Linked DNA regions of Homo sapiens: region 2 is linked to region 1. Evidence: read pairs that join two places in POLR2A ChIA-PET (ENCODE). Cell type or tissue: GM12878. All regions are shown on one strand. Links, peaks and the distances in the headings refer to the core of each region. The heading gives the core; the rest is flanking DNA.

Region 1 (5,393 bases), core at 171-5,170:
AAGGAGAATCGCTTAAACCTGGGAGGTGGAGGTTGCAGTGATGAGGGATCACACCACTGCACTCCAGCCTGGGTTACAGAGCGAGATTCTGTCTCAAAAAAAAAAAAAAAAAAAAAAAGTTCAAAGTAGTTATGTCAGGGTGGTGAAATTATGAATAATTACTTTCCAATCTTTGTTTTAAACTCAACCTTCAGCAGTATGGTTTTGTTACTTTAAAGAAAGAGGAAAAGTGCCATCAAGGATCACAGATGTTTTAAAATTAAATTTTAATTTCACATGCAATACTTAGTTTCTTTTTTGTAAAAAAAATATGGCTACACGTAGAGCTAAAATTCCCTTTTTGCCAGACTCTCCATACTCCCCTTTCCAGAAAAACACCATTAGAAGGATTTCTAAGTCCAGCCTGAGTGACAGAGCAAGACTCCATCTCAAAAACAAACAAACAAGGAGTTTCTAGCTTATTGCTGAAAGATGCCTTAAAGATAGTTGCTAATGATATATTCTTTCTCTCTCTCATCAGAATTAGGACTATAGGGCAGAGAAGAGTACGCATGTCTAGCAGGGAGAGTAAGGGCACAATTTATAAACCTCATGCTTTATATTAAAAATTCCCTTAAATTCTGCAGTCAGTTTTATAAAGCAGTATTTATTTTAACACAAGAATTAATGTTTTAAATTGCACGAGGCCAGGACAAGGATCATGTAGCCTCAAAACAGTATTTCCCCATGAGTGCAATAACACACAGCACAGATTCAGTTCATTTTCTTGACAGATAACTGACATATTTTGATACTGAGGGGAAAAAAGTGTTGTGACTTCCTTATTGAATATCTCCACTATATAGCAATATATTGAGAAGTTCTAACTCAATTTATGTCCTATTAACTTTCCAGATAAGTTACATGAAAATACACTGAAATTATCAAACAAGAATACCATTTAATTATGGGAAAACAGACCAGGAAAATGAGCTCAGCATTTCCTTAAGAGGTTTAACTCTGAAAATTACAATATATCTGAGGTTGTTATATGTACATTCTTATGTCACTGGCAGGAAAAGTAACAAGCTTTTGGTAAGTTGTTGTTTTACTTCTTGCCAATATACCTTAAGATAAACCTAAAATGTAATGTGTTTGATTCATCTCTAATTCCACTGGCATCTCTGTGCCTTCAGAAATTGGACTCTAAATTGCCTTACACGAAAAAGAAAAGTTATTGGTACTCTCAAGCTCATCATTACAATATTTTTCCACAGAAGCTTCTCTGGAGGCATTTATTCTTACTAGAAACTCTGTCCAAATATTTAATTTGGCCCTGGGTGTTTAGTAACATTAGAATATTTAAAAGACAAAGTTGATAAATTACAATCAAGATGTAGTAATGTGAGCTATGAGGGAAAAAAAGCTTAACTGTGATTTCTACAACAAATTCACTCAAAATTTGGAGACAAAAAGCATCTCAAATATTTGATAAAGGATGATATGCTGCATAAACTACAAGGAGACAACCTGAGGCAGTAGGAAGAGCTCTGAATCGAAGTCAGGAAATCTGACTTTGAGTTCAGGATATACTACCAACTAACTGGTTTCTGGGATCACTAAATGACTCTGGCTCAAGTTTTTTCACCTGTTCATGAAGAACAAAATCAACTTCAAATTTGTTTAGCTGTCAGACTACATAGAATACTGAGAAACAGTATATTTAATTATATGAACTAGAAACACTAACAAACTAGCAGAAAATAGGAATATATTAAAAATTCAATATAAAATCACAACCATAAACATATATGTACACAAACAAACACAGAGTTCTCTAAGCATGGTATGCACTTCTGAATTCTGTTCATATTTATTTGCTATCTGGGAGGGAGTCTCAGTTTATACTGAGGGCTCTGGAGTCAGACTGCCTAGATTCCAATCTCATCTTTTACGTATTAGCTGTGGAACTTGGGCAAGCTAGTCAAAAGCTCCAAACCAAGGTTTTCTTATCCTATAAATGAGAAGAGTAATAGTACATACTATATAGAAGTTATCTCAAGAAGTAATCTGTGTAAATAAAGCAGGTAGTATGGTGTCATCATATAGTAAGAGCCTAATAACAATAATGATAGCAATAATTGCAGCAAGAATTTATTGCTTACTAAGTACCAGGCACTATTTTAAGAGCTATACGTGTATGATACCACTTAATCCACACATCTGCCGTATCAAGTAGATATTATCATTAGCACCTATTTTATAGTGAACAAACTGATCCACAGAGGGGTTAAGTAACTTACAAATGTTTACTGTGATAGTCACTATGGCTATTCAAAAATATTTAGATCTCCTTTCAGAAACATAAGAGGAAACTTCCTCACTGCCTCAGAGAAGACACAAGGACCATGTAACTCATGGGCAATGAAAGTGAGTGACATATGATTCTTCTGGGCAGAAAATCTGAGTCTATAAGCAATTTGCCATGTTTCCTTCCCCTGAATACAGTGACTGTGGAAGTATATATTATAATGTAGTTTACATCCGCCTGGTTGTCTAAGTGACCACAAATAGCATAGCCCCATGTTGACTCACTTTGGACAAATAGCATAAGTGAGAAAAGAAAGCCACTGAGATTTTGTGGTTGTTTATTACCACAGCAATATAAATAGCAATAACCTAGCCTATCCTAACTGACACCTTCTCAGTTAATAAATTTCAGATTTAAGTAACATCATTATCTACTTATTTATAGTTAATACCCAAGGTTTCAAAATAAATTATGGGAGAAAACAGTACATTTCTATCCATTTACTTCTTTTTGTGTGTGTAAACCAACAAAAGTTCACTATTATCTAGTTTAATACCACAATTTAAGAATTGTTGGTCTAAATGTCTTCATGATCTTAGGCTAGGCAAAGATTTCTTAAAGAGGACAAAGCACTAACCACATTAGAGAAAAGTGACAAATTGGAGTTCACTATAGTTAAGAATGTCTGTTCATCAGAAGATCATGTTAAAGGAGTAAAAAGGCAAGCCACAGACTGGGAAATTATATTTGTAATACATATATTCCCTAAAGACTCATATTTAGAATATACGAAGAACTCCTAAATATCACTAAGATTAAAAATAAATGACCCATTTTTTTAAAAAAGGGGGCTAAATACAAAGCAAGCACTTCATAAAGAGACTATCCAAATGATCAATAGCTATAGAAAAAGAGACAGTATTATATACCCACCAGAATGGCTAAAATAAAAAAAAATGACAATACACAGTGGTAGCAAGGATGGAGAGGAACTGAAATTCTCTGACGGTGCTACTGGGAATCTAAATGGGGACAATCATTTTGGAAAACTATTTAGCAATATCTGTTAAAATACACCTATCCTATGAACCAGCAACTCCATTCCTAGTAATATATCATAGAGAAATGAGTGTATATAACCAACAGAAGACATGTATGCGAATGTTCATAGCAGCTTTTTAAATAATAGCCTCAAAGTGGAACCAACCCATGTGTCCATCAACAGTAGCATGGATATGTTATGATATAGTCCTACAATGAAATCAGTGGAATACTATACAGATTGAACTACTGCTACATGCAACATGGATGAATTTCATAGATATAATGATGAGCCAAGAAGCCAGACCCACGAGAATAAATATTCTATGAATATATTTATATGAAGCTCAATAACAAGTAAAACAACCGTATAGTGACAGAAATCAGAATAGTGGTTATCTCTCGTGGGGAGAGAGAAGGTAATGACTGAAGAGCCTCCTAGAGTGACGAAAATATTCACAGGCACATATATATCTATGTAAAAATTCATTGATTTTTGTACTTTACTGTATGTACCACAGTTTTAAAAAGTAAAAGAAAAAAAGCAGCATTGGTTAAGATGAGAATTCCAAGATTAGAAGGTCCCACAAAGATCACTGAGTCCAATCATACAACCAAGGCTCAGCCCCCAACCTGAAAGCCTCTCTTGGGAATGTCTACTTCCACTTCTCAATAGCTCTGACAATTGTAAAGTTATTCTTTATAATGAACTCCAAACCTACGGACGGGCGTGGTGACTCACGCCTGTAATCCCAGCACTTTGGGAGGCTGAGGCAGGTGGATCACGAGGTAAGGAGATCGAGACTATCCTGGCTAACACGGTGATACCCCGTCTCTACTAAAAAAATACAAAAAAATTAGCCGGGCGTGGTGACAGGTGCCTGCAGTCCCAGCTACTCGGGAGGCTGAGGCAGGAGAATGGTGTGAACCAGGGAGGCGGAGCTTGCAGTGAGCCGAGATCACGCCACTGCACTCCAGCCTGGGTGACAGAGGAGACTCCGTCTCAAAAAAAAAAGAAACTTGAAAACATTTTCTCTTGAAATGAAATTTATCTGGTTTAAAATTGGTAGTAAACAGGCATTTTTTCAAGGGTTTTGGGAAATGCTAGTAGCCTGAAAGCTGTTTCAAATTGTTGTGCTTATAATTTTCTACCAAACGTACAATTAAGCATCTTATTGTATTAAAACCAGCTTCAAAAACAATAATTAAAAACTACATCTAAGATGGAGAAAGCAAACCCAAGCTATATAAGAAAATGCAGAGTATCTTGTAATATCAAATCATAATAGATGTGTATAACCTATAAAACACGTGAATACATTAATATTGTGAAATATGGTCATTTTTTGCTTTATTCTGATTATTCTGATTAAAAGACATGTCATATACTTACTGTGGTTGCATTATGGCATATTTATGTGACTAAAATAGTTAATAATATTTACAAACAATATTGTAAATCTCAGGAGTAACCAAATGCGATTAGACTAACTTTTCTTTGTAGGGCCCTTATGTATTTTTTTAAAATTGCAGTTTGGCTGGGTCCAGTCGCTCACACCTGTAATCCCAGCTCTTTGGGAGGCCAAGGTGGGAGGATCGCTTGAGCCCAGGAGTTTGAGACCAGCCTGGGCAACATAGCCAGATCCTGTCTCTAAAAAAAAAAAAAAAAAAAAAAAATTAAAACTAAAAACCTAGCTTGGTGTGGTGGTATGAGCTTGCAGTCCAAGCTACTTGGGAGGCTGAGGCGGGAGGATCACTTTTGCCTAGGAGTTCAAGGCTGCAGTGAGTTATCATGCCACTGCACTCCAGCTTGGGCCACAGAGCCAGATCTTGTCTCAAAAAAACGAACAAAATTGCAGTTCTAGAAAAGAAGACAAAGTTATTTAGTCAAGACTGCTATTGAGAACTCTCTATCTTTACTTTTAAAGAGTTTCAACTTAGGGCTGCGCACAGTGGCTCACACATGTAATCCCAACACTTTGGGAGGCCGAGGCAGGGAGATCATCTGAGGTCAGGAGTTCAAGACCAGCCTGGCCAACATGGTGAAACCCCATCTCTACTA
Region 2 (5,393 bases), core at 309-5,308, 160 kb after region 1:
TGTGAGCCTCATCACCATACTCTTGTGGGTTAAATATCATTCTCTTCATTGTTTACATGACCAGATTGAATTGGTCATATAGCTGGGCTAGACTAAGTGACTCTGTGACTCTCAACCAAGTTTATCATGTTTTCTTGCTTTAGTGAGACTAATTACATCCTTCAATGAAGTACCATTTTGTGAGAAAGTGAGAATTCAATGATTTATGAAAAAATCCAAGAAGGAGAAACAAACATTTTCTAATATGAAAGTAGTAATGACTACAGCTATATAAATAACAGTAACAAAGAGGTAAGGAAGTGGCAAGTAATAAGGTCTATGAGTTGATTTAATTTTGGTTTTCATTTATTCCTGGATTAAGAATAAGCATAATTGACTTTTAATATCCTTGTGTTTATCAACCACATACGTTATCCTGACTAATGCAAAGAGAAATCATACTTTATAATAAAGTATTCATAAATTGTAGGTGAGCTAAGGAAAATTTCAGTTAATTTAAAAGGATACTTTGAAAATGAATAAATAAGCATGGGAAGCTAAGCTGTACGTAAAATTAATTATTTCATTGCCTTTATTGAAGTGGGTTTTCTTTTTTATTTCCACTTTGTAGTTGTAGAGCTACAACTGTGTAACTTTTTAGTATTTTTTTAATTGGAAAGAAAATAATTTTAAAACTAGTATGTGGGTATGAGCAGTTTTTCTTGTACAATTTTTTTTTCTAAATTGTCTTTCCTTTAAAAGAAACTGACTTTCTAGACCACATGGTATGATGGTGCTTTCTCTGCAGATATGAAAATTTGATCATTAATACAATCTCCAGTTGTTCTATATTAAAAAGTGTTTTTTAAGATGATTAACTGCATGTTTTCTGTAGAACTAATAAAAGAAAGGAGGATCTCCCAGATGGTTCTAATCAAATAAGGAAAACAGCAAAGGATGGAGTTGATATACAACAAAATTTGAAAGCAACATTTTGAGATTTGACTTATTTTAGAGAAGAAAAATGTATTATGTCCTTTCTGAAGTCTGTTTTTCTTAAGAGTCCATTATAAGATTCTCTTGCCCAGCTGCTGATGTTCTTTCCTGATGCCCTGCCCTACAGAGCTCCACCTCTTATTGCGTACCCATTTTCATGCCATCACAGATCCATGGAATTCAAAATGATATTTGATACAGACTTGAATAGAGCTAGTTTTTAATTCTCAGCTCTATGTATGACTTCAAAACATATGCAAAGGTTTTTTTTACAGCCACTTTTTAATGGTGCCTTAAAGGAAAAGATGAAGAGGACCCTTCATAGTAATTAATTTTTTGGTTTTTGTTTTGAGATAACTCAGGAGCTAGTTTCCTGGAAACTTCAAACTCCTAACACAGTTTCATTAAATTTTACCTATTATAATATGATTGTGTCTTGCTAACCCAGACTGTAGTCATTTTAAGGACTACTGTTAGTTTCTCATTGGCCCATTGTGATTTAGTGTTCATAAAAAAGTTATGACATTTAACTGAGGGTTTGGAATTTTTCAAGATGACTGGGCTTTTTCCTGTGATTTGTGAGTTTCTCTTGTTTGGCTTTAGGCTTAAAGAATTCCTGATCTAGAGTCAACTGCAAGCAAGCCAGGCTTCCAGGCTGGTGTCCCATTCTTATTAAAGCATTCCCTTTGTACACGTGGATGGCCTTGTGATTCAGAAGGCATGGTTTTAATACACAAAGCCTTTTAACTTTTTAAACTATTTCAATAAAGAAATTGCTGAAACAGTAAATTTTTTTTAATGAGTCATGTTGACAAATTCGTTAGCATTAAATTAAGTGTTTTTCCTAGCCATTGATTATTTAGTTTTAATGTAGATTTATTTCTATGTAGTCTGCTTTCTGTGCCAGGATATTTTCTAAAAATGAGATAAGTTCTTAGATGTATGGAAATTCGAGGAACTCTTTGATGTCATATTCAGTAAACCTCAGGATGGCAATAAGGGAAATATGGAGCTGTTGATTTGTGTGTATATGTATGTATGTGTATATTTGGGTGTGTGATCTAAACACACAGGAAATAAATTTGATTTATAGCTTCCTTCTTGACCAAGTTATTTTAAAGTTTAACATGGTGATAGAATTATATGGAAATATTGATTGGTTTTTTCTTTTGTAAGTGTATTGCTGCTTAGCAATTAAATGATTAGATATAGCTCAGGGCTTCGTTTTATTTCTTCATGCTGTATTTGAAAGAATTAAATGGGTTGATTCAGAGTTTTAAAAAATAGAAGTATAGGTAATAAAGGAGAATTACAGAATCTGTTGGCCTGCATTTGTAAGATCAGTCCACTTTGAGTTGCCCAGTTATTTGAATTTATCGGAGAAAAATAGTACCAAGTAAGTATAAATATTCAAGTAGTTATTGAATATTTCATTAGCTTATGTATGCCACGTTTATTTTTCTTAATTCTCAATGTGAGAAATTTGGATGATTTTCATAAATATTCAAAAATTATTCTCCTGTACAAAATTGAGAGTATTGTTGAAAGAGATAATAATTTGCTCTTGGGTCTTTTTATTTCTTTTATGAAAACCCATCTCCAAAAAAATTTAAATGAAAAGTTGCTAATTGCAATGAGGGTTTTCTAGGAAGTTATTAAATTTGATTCTTAAATTGTATGAACTTCCTCAATAGCTTTGCTTATTCTTATATATAAACAGAACATTTTAATATAAGATTTGGTAGTATAATACATTGCTAGTCTGCAGCTCTTCTATAGGAGAAATGAAGATCTTTGCAAAAGATTTGGGGACTCCAGATTTTCTATGTAGGGTTAAAAAAATTTTTTTGATTATATTGAATGAATTCAGTAACAATGGCTTACTTTCTTTTCTCCAGCAATATGAATACCATGTCTTATAAAAATTAATAACAATAGGCATCATTTGGCTGGCAGAAATGGCAGTTCACATACTTTTTTACAGCAAATATAGACATGGTCTGATATAATAAAGGAAATAGACTTTTTTTTTGAGATAGAGTCTTGCTCTGTTGCCCAGGCTGGAGTGCAATGGCGAATCTCGGCTCATTGCAGCCTTTGCTTCCTGGGTTCAAGCGATTCTCTGACCTCAGCCTCCTGGGATTACAGGTGAGTAGCTAGGATTACCGGTGTCACCCCACCTGGCTAATTTTTGTATTTTCAGTAGAGATGGGGTTTCACCATGTTGGCCAGGCTGGTCTCGAAACTCCTGACCTCAAGTGATCCACCTACCTCGGCCTCCCAAAGTGCTGGGATTACAGATGTGAGCCACCATGCCCAGCCAGGAAATAGAAATCTTGTACAGCTCTTATAGTCAGAAGCCTGATTATTCCAAAGATGAGAGTGCTATCTAATAATCATCTAAACAAAGCTACTAAGTAAGGTCAAATGTTTAGAGCTCATAAAAGATCACATAAAACCAATAAGAAGAATATTGCAAGCCAGCCCACACTGTCTGAAGGAAGTTTGTGGAGTCAACTTGAGTACATTAAAATATTTTGTGTTCCTTGTTAATTCTAAAATAATAAAAATTTAACAGAAACATGGAATAGGAATAGGTTTTAGAATAAGAAAAGGCTCAAAAAAAAAAAAAAAGGAAATCATTTGATTATCCCCTTACATTTTGCAAAGTGAAACTAAGGGTGTGAAGCTACATCCTCAAGTGTTATATAGGTGGTAACAGAACTAAGACTAGAATACACTTTATGTATCTATTAAATAATTGAAGATAGAATTTAAAAAGTTCTGATGGGAAATTATTTTATTTTGTTGTTAATTTTTAAGATTTACATACAGTAAAACTGACCTTTTTTTTGAGATGGAGTCTCACTCACTCTGTTGCCCAGGCTGGAGTGCAGTGGCATGATCTCAGCTCACTGCAGCCTCCGCCTCCCGTTTTCAAGCGATTCTTGTACCTCAGCCTCCTAAGTAGCTGGGATTATAGATGACTGCCTCCATGCCCAGCTAATTTTGTGTATTTACTAGAGACTGAGATTTCACCATGTTGGCCAGGCTGGCCTCGAACTCCTGACCTCAAGTGATCCTCCCACCTCAGCCTCCCAAAGTGCTAGGATTACAGGGATGAGCCACTATGCCCGGCCCAAAACTGACTTAACATAAGTTCTGTGAGCTTTAACACATGTTCGGATCCATACAACTACCACTACAAACAGGAAACAAACAGTCCCATCACCCTAGAAAACTTCTGGCTTTCCCTTTTTGGTCAAAATCTCTCCCTACATCTAACAATTACTGATCTGTACTTCATCACTATAGTTTTACCTGTTCCAGAATATTGTATAAATGGAATTTTTTTTCCTAGCTAAACTGTATCCAGCTTTATTAAAGATACCTTCCATAAATAATCATGGTATTTCAGGCAGGACATGGGCAGAAAATCATTAACAGCATACAACAACTTTCAAACTCCCTTCTTCAATGAACTACCAAAAATCAGAAAGCCACTATAAACCCAGTGAAGTCTTCATGTGATGCTCTGAACAGGGAAAGTTTAGAGTGAGGGTTGACATTTCACATTTAGAATGTTGTTTAACAACTTTTCACGAGCCGATCCTGACTCAGGAAGTGAAATGAAAATGACAGAATTTATCTGAAGATCCACAATCTGGAAATGGAACCACTGCTCCTTTGAGGGGCTCCATCTCAGTGGTATCACTGGAACATCCAGATTGTCTGACACACTGGTAACCAATTATTGGGGGTCAGATCCCAGCAGATGTCTGGGTTAAAGGGAGTTAAGTCTATGCTGAAAGGTGGAAAGGGAGAAAAGAACATAAAAACAAATTTGTTTTTCCATCCCACAGGCTTTTGTGCCAAGGAGGCCCTGTGTATCTAAGTCAGGGAATCCCTCCTCCTGAGATCCAAGAAGAAGTCTCTCAAAGCTAGAAGGGAAAGGTATTTTCCCCACATCAGTCCAGCTTTGGAGACATTCTATTAGTGACATATGCCCCTTCCCCCAAAAACAACAGTAAGTGTTCTGTGTGCTAACAGCATAGCTTTGAAACACACACACACACACACACACACACACACACGCACACACGAGCACCTTGGGAGGCTGAGGCAGCCGGTTCACTTGAGGTCAGTTCAAGACCAGCTTGACCAACATGGTGAAACCCCACCTCTACTAAAAATACAAAAATTAGCCAGTTGTGGTGGCGTGTGTCTAATCCCAGCTACTCGGGAGGCTGAGGCTAGAGAATGGCTTGAACCCAGGAGGCGGAGGTTGCAGTGAGCAGAGATGATGCCATTGCACTCCAGCCTGGGCGATAGAGTGAGACTCTGTCTCAAAAAAAAAAAAAAAAAACCCACAAAATTTTGCATTTTTATAAAACTTGATAAAAATAGTATTTCAAACT

The links. ChIA-PET counts read pairs that join two places held together with the same protein. Peaks named below come from ENCODE experiments on the same cell type or tissue, not always from the same donor. Only the 100,000 strongest peaks of a DNase experiment are listed, where the experiment ranks them.
Region 2: POLR2A ChIA-PET joins it to region 1 with 8 read pairs; 2 of 35 experiments call an interaction of 5 or more read pairs at or near these places.

Annotation. Positions count from the first base shown.
Region 1 is chr15:77,437,753-77,443,145 of GRCh38, reverse strand. All of the region lies in intron 1 of HMG20A (high mobility group 20A), which reads right to left. Among named protein-coding and RNA genes, the nearest start is that of HMG20A, 20 kb to the right of the region's middle. In GM12878, for the core only: no CTCF peak of the experiment used is centred there; a DNase peak (open chromatin) is centred at 2,565.
Region 2 is chr15:77,278,781-77,284,173 of GRCh38, reverse strand. PEAK1 (pseudopodium enriched atypical kinase 1) reads left to right here. Exons shown (of 10, transcript NM_001385026.1): 5 at 144-291. It also overlaps the pseudogene LOC646853. Among named protein-coding and RNA genes, the nearest start is that of LINC00597, 56 kb to the right of the region's middle. RefSeq lists an enhancer at 1,361-1,959. In GM12878, for the core only: no CTCF peak of the experiment used is centred there; no DNase peak of the experiment used is centred there.